Linked DNA regions of Homo sapiens: region 1 is linked to region 2. Evidence: read pairs that join two places in POLR2A ChIA-PET (ENCODE). Cell type or tissue: GM12878. All regions are shown on one strand. Links, peaks and the distances in the headings refer to the core of each region. The heading gives the core; the rest is flanking DNA. Region 1 overlaps CHURC1-FNTB (CHURC1-FNTB readthrough). Region 2 overlaps FUT8 (fucosyltransferase 8).

What was found. Peaks named below come from ENCODE experiments on the same cell type or tissue, not always from the same donor. Only the 100,000 strongest peaks of a DNase experiment are listed, where the experiment ranks them.
Region 1: POLR2A ChIA-PET joins it to region 2 with 5 read pairs; 2 of 35 experiments call an interaction of 5 or more read pairs at or near these places.

What each region holds. Positions count from the first base shown.
Region 1 is chr14:64,927,661-64,930,577 of GRCh38, reverse strand. The region is part of intron 3 of CHURC1-FNTB (CHURC1-FNTB readthrough); the gene reads right to left. All of the region lies in intron 3 of CHURC1 (churchill domain containing 1), which reads right to left. Among named protein-coding and RNA genes, the nearest start is that of GPX2, 14 kb to the left of the region's middle. RefSeq lists an enhancer at 1,504-1,573. In GM12878, for the core only: no CTCF peak of the experiment used is centred there; a DNase peak (open chromatin) is centred at 1,707; H3K27ac peaks cover 1,510 bases.
Region 2 is chr14:65,431,610-65,434,526 of GRCh38, reverse strand. All of the region lies in intron 1 of FUT8 (fucosyltransferase 8), which reads right to left. Among named protein-coding and RNA genes, the nearest start is that of FUT8, 20 kb to the right of the region's middle. In GM12878, for the core only: no CTCF peak of the experiment used is centred there; no DNase peak of the experiment used is centred there; H3K4me3 peaks cover 699 bases; H3K27ac peaks cover 2,279 bases.

The DNA.
Region 1 (2,917 bases), core at 310-2,809, 500 kb after region 2:
AAGACTATTAAATCAGTGAGACTGATTACACCTGTAATCTTTATAGGCAGTCTGGAACCCAAATTTCATTGCAAGTCAATTATTTGGAATTCAAAAGCAATTTCCCACAGAAGTAATGTCATACATGGCGGTTAGGTTCCCAGGAAAATCCACAAGTCTTTTAAATTTATATTGTTCAAGCACCATAGAATCTAACCATATATAGAAGTGCTTCTGTGGGAAAATATGTCTAGAATTCTAACTTGGGATGCCAGGAACAGATCTCCTCGTGCTGCCAGGAATATGATGAGATTAGGACACCTTTTATCAAAACCAGCCAAGTACAGAAAATAATTCCCCCAGTCATTCACAGGGACTCTCAAAGGCTCCAACTGGGCAGGGCCTAGGGGAAAATATTTGGAGGGAAGAGCAGAGTGGGCGGAATTACCTCTGAGTAAGACCAGATCTTTTTTTTTTTTTTATTCTGAGGGCTTTACTTTTTTCTCTATTAGCTTTACTCTCTTCCTCTATTAGTCCCTGTTAATTCTGACTCCAAGTCTTCTCCTTCCCTGGCCCACAGAGGAATAGAAAGCAGTCTCATAGTTTCTGTCTTGTTTCTTGAAGTAAACACACAATTTTGGTGTGTGTGTGGGGGGGGGCTTTTGCTAGGAGGGTTTTTTTTTTAAATAAAGGATACCTATAATAATTTATCATGTATTTTCCATGTAAACTCTGTCCCTCTGTCTCCACTTTCTCCCTAGTCTTGCCATCAGAAAATCCTACTTTGTTTAATAATGGCATTATGGTTGTTTTAAAAACAGAATACTTATCTTTCAGAGAGACTAATGAAGTATTTAAAGAGGTAGTGATACGTTTGGAATTTGCTTTGAAATAATCCTATGGGGGGATATGAGAATGGTGAAATATAAATAAAGCAACTTGAAGATGGGTAGTGTACATTAGTACACTATTCTGCCTACTTTGGACTATGTTTAAATCTCCTATAAGATGTTTAATATAAAACAACAATGGTGGCTGGGAATCCCACCTTGAACTTGAACTACTGCCAGGATAGGATGAGGGGCTGGGGTAGGGTGGGGACAAGGACAGTAAGTAATGGCAGCTGAGAATGGAGGGTTCTTGTGGCCATTAGGCTGAGGTAGAAGTTCCCAGGTGGCTATTCACTAGAGTCAGGGCCTGACATAGGTACAAGAAAAGTTCAGAAAAGGGAGAAGATGCATAGGCTTGAAGAGCAAAGAGGAGATGGAATTTGAGTTCAGGCAGAAAGAGGTAAGATTTAGTTGGCTTGAAGGTAGAGAGAGGGAATATTCAAATCAAGGAAAAGGCATGAATATGGACAGCAATATGGAAAAGAGCATGCGCATCGCTTACGGAGTAAAAGGGAAAGGAAGCTACATTTGGTTTGTCAGCAGGGGAGTGGAGGATGACATGTTTAAGAAGATTAACTTGATGGCAGTGTGCAGAACTGCAGTCTGGGGAATGCTGCAGTAATTCAGCCTTCAATGGTTATGGTCCTTGACATGAGGTGTGGTGCCAGAGTCAGAGAAAAGGCAAGCAAAACAAAGAAAAAAAAGAGGGGATGAGGGGTGTAGGCACGAAGGCTAGAGAAGGAAATGAGAAAGGTATCTAATAGGTCTCTACTGAGACTGAGTACATGTGTGTTCACTACAAGAGAGAGCATAAAGAAGGTTCCAGACCACAGAACAAAAGCTGAGGAGTATCACTTCGAGAAAACAGGAAAGAAAACTAAGAGAAAACACAAAGGAGCAGTTAAAATGATTTAAAAAGGAAAGAAGTCAAGCACTTTGGACCTCAAGGGCAGAAATGCTTCAAAAAGACAACAATAGTTAATAAAACTAGATGCAGAAGCCATGTAAGAGAGAAAAGAACTAAGGCAGTCACAGGATGTGGTTAGATTATAGGAAACGTATGAGAGAATAGTTTTAGCACAGAGAAAATGAAAATCACTTTGTAGGTACTTAAGAGGAGTATAGGAAAATAAGGAAAATAGGGTAAAGACCCATTCAAGTGGCCAGGTAATGGCTCACACCTGTAATCCCAGCACTTTGGGAGGCTGAGGCAGGAGGACTGTTTGAGCCCAGGGGTTCAAGACCAGCCTGGGCAACCAAGTGAGATCTCATCTCTACAAAAAAAATTTTTTAAATAGCCATGCACAGAGGCTAGTGCCTGTAGTCTCAGCTACTCGAGGGGTTGAGGCAGAAGGATCGCCTGAGCACGGGAGGTCAAGGCTGCAGGGAGCTGTGATCAGGCCACTGCACTCCATCTTGGGCGGCAGAGTAAGACCTTGTTGCAACAAACAAACAACCTGTTCAACTAAAGAAGCAAGAGGAAGAAGAAATGATTACAGGATGAATCAAAGTACACTGGAAAGAAAGACGATAACATGAGATTCCTGAGGAAATGCAGTAGGGGTAGCATTAGAGAGGGGTAAATAAAAATCTTTCTCTCTAACAGGAGAGAAGGAAGAGTAAAGTTGGGACAATGCTAAGTATGGTGTACATATGAAAGAGTAGCAGGAAATAAAAGAAGGGAAGCTGGGCCAGTCCAGTGAGAACCTTGAAATGAGGAGCTTGGATATTGTACTGTAGCTAAAGGTGCACTATGGGAAGGCCAATGAGGTCACCCAAAAGTATTTATTTTTACTTTTTAGTAGAGACAGGGTCTCACTATGTTGCCCAGACTGTACTCAAACACTTGGACTCAAGAGATTCTCCTGCCTCAGTCTCCTGAGTAGCTCGAACTATAGGCACACACCACTGTGCCCAGCTTTGAAAACATTATTTTAAGAAAATTAATATGATGGTAGAGTATGGAGTATGAATTGACGGCGGGGGGGGGGGTGGGGGGAGAAGTAGACTGGGAGTAGAGAGTCTAGTTTAAGAATCATTTTCACCAC
Region 2 (2,917 bases), core at 205-2,704:
ACTTCAAATTCCTTTTCCCTATTTCTCTGGTTAACAACATCTATCCTCTGGGGAACTGACACTACCCCCGATTTGTGTGGTTCTGATGTTAATGTCAACGACAATTCCCCACAGTGATTAGCCCAGAGATAAGCCTGTCAGAGGCCATCCTAGGGAACTAAGTTCTCAGCTGTCTGAGGCCATGCATCCTTGCCATGAAAGAAGCTTTCTAACATAAGCAGAAAATGAGGCCAACAGGAGAAAAAATAAAATGAAGCTAGAATACTCTGAAGACAGCATCTAAGTTCCTGGATCTGGTTGTTCCTGGACTTCTCCATCTCTATTCTTCCTATTTACATAGCCAATAAATCACCTTTCTGTATAAGGCATTTTAGAATTGTTGTTTTTAATGCTTCCCATTTTAAAATCACAAAATATTTGGCTTCTCTAAGGAAACAAAAATAGTAAATTCTCTCTTTACTTGCTGTGGCCTTCAGTTATTTTCAGTATTAGTGGCTACTAATATCAAGATATTACCCAACCCCACTGTAGGGCAATCACACACATTTGAAAGAGGTAGAAATAGCTGAGCCTGGTGGCACACATTTTTAGCCCTAGCTACTGAGGAGGCTGAAGCAGGAGGACGGCTTGAGGCCAGGAGTTTCAGGTTGCAGTGCTCTATGATCACATCTGTGAATAGCCACTGTGTTCCAACCTGGGCAACACAGCGAGAGAGAGAGAGAGAGAGAGAGAGAGAGAGAAGAGACAGAAGAGAGGTAGAAATAAAAGATAAAGCCACATATAACAACAGTAGACTGAGAACAGCTGCCTAGTGAAGATTTACATTACAAATAGTGAAAAACCTTCAAGACAGCTTTTAATGCAAATTATATCAGGTTTTAAATCTTCAGTGCAGGCAGTACTCACTTTTCATTACCTTACATTTTACCACTCTACTCACTTAAAGCTAGGTAATAAAGATATATGTTACTTTGTGTCATTCTGCCATTGCATGCTCTTTCACAAATTTTAATCAATATCTGAAGAAAGGCAATAGCATATGCAAATACGAAAAGCACACAACTGCAGTAAGGATTAAAGAAGAAGTCTCACAAGTTGACAACAAACACATAGCACACTCCTAATAAGCCTTTCTTCAGTTTGTCTTCCTGGAATGCCCCTACTTGTTTTTGATGCTAAGCTAATCATCACTATGTACCATATCCTACTAGAACTTCCTCTGCCACCTCACCCTTCATCATAGCAATTACTGAATTATAATTATATATTTATATGTTAGTGGTAATGAGAACCTAAACTGTTATCAAAAAAAAATGAAACAGAAAAAAGCAGATGAATGAGATAAACACTGTAGTGATAGAATTCGCAGTTTTGTTACAGGATCCCAACACTTACCCAAAGGTAGCCGTTGGGTCAGGGTTTCTGCACTATAGTCTCTTCTGTGGTTGCCAGAAATAGGTTACAGGACAGAGAAACATGTTACAGGAAAGGGGTCCTAATCCAGATCCCAAGAGAGGGTTTTTGGATTTCACACAAGAAAGAATTCAGGGCGAGTCCACAGTGCAAAGTGAAAGCAAGTTTATTAAAGTAAAGGCATAAAAGAATGGCTACTCCATGGGCAGAGCAGTCTCGGGGGCTGTTGGTTGCCTATTTTTATGGCTATTTCTTGATGATACGGTAAATAAGGGGTGGATTATTTATGTCTCCCATTTTTAGACCATACAGGGTAACTTCCTGACATTGCCATGGCATTTGTAAGCTGTCATAGAGCGGTGCTAATGGAAGTGTAGTAGTGAGGATGACCAGAGGTCACTCTCATTGCCATTTTGGTTTTGGTGGGTTTTGGCTGGCTCCTTAACTGCAACCTGTTTTATTAGCAAGGTCTTTATGACCTGTATTTTGTGCCGACCTCCTATCTCATCCTGTGACTTAGAATGTCTTAACTGTCTGGGAATGCAGCCCAGTAGGTTTTAGCCTCATTTTACCCAACTCCTGTTTAAGATGCAATTGCTCTGGTTCACAGGCCTCTGATAGTTTGACAAGCGAATGAATCTGACGGGGAATACAAAGATGATTCACAATTCAAGTTTGGATAATGGGAAGGAAAAGCCAATAATTTAAAAAAAAAAAAAAGGAAAGTAGAAAAAATACATTTTAAAAGAAAAGAAAATTCAAATTTGAGTGGGTTAAGCATGACAGCATGACAATTAGATGACAATCTCCAGCTGGAAACTGACGTTCAGGAACTTACAGTATAGGGGTCACCTGGAAGAGATTCTCACTAAAGCCAAAAGAATAGGTAACATTTCAAGAAAAAGAATCTAGAGAATGAAAAACATGTAAGGCAAATACTTGAGAAACAAGTTGACTTTGTAAATGAGCCAAGAGGACAGCAAAGTTATAAGGAGAAGGGAGGAGGAAAAGTGGTTCACAGTGTTAAATCTGAAGCAACAAGACTGAAGAATCCCCATTTGGCAATTCAGAAGGTCACTGGTAACAACAGAAAGAACAGTTTTAGTAAAAAATAAGGTAACCAAATTGAAACAACAGACATAAATTGTTTTTTTTCCTTTGGCCTGTTGCACAGTATTTAAAAATAATAATAATAAGGAAAGGTTTTTGTTTAAGCCATTAAATTGTTGCTAGGGAAGATTAAAATAAAAATGATAAAAGAGTTAATTAATGATCCTATACATTCTAACAGTAGAAGGGATAAAAGAGGTAGCCATGAAAACCTAAAGGGCATATTGCATATCCCTGACACCAAATGGGAGACAGAACTTACACAATTTAGAGAGAGAGAAAAGCAAAGCTGAAGAAGCTTCTGTTGGATAGTCTTGATCTTACATTAAAAAAAAAAAAAAAGTGAACCTACAAAGTCTAAGAGCAGTACACTGGAATCAGGCCCTAGGAAGAA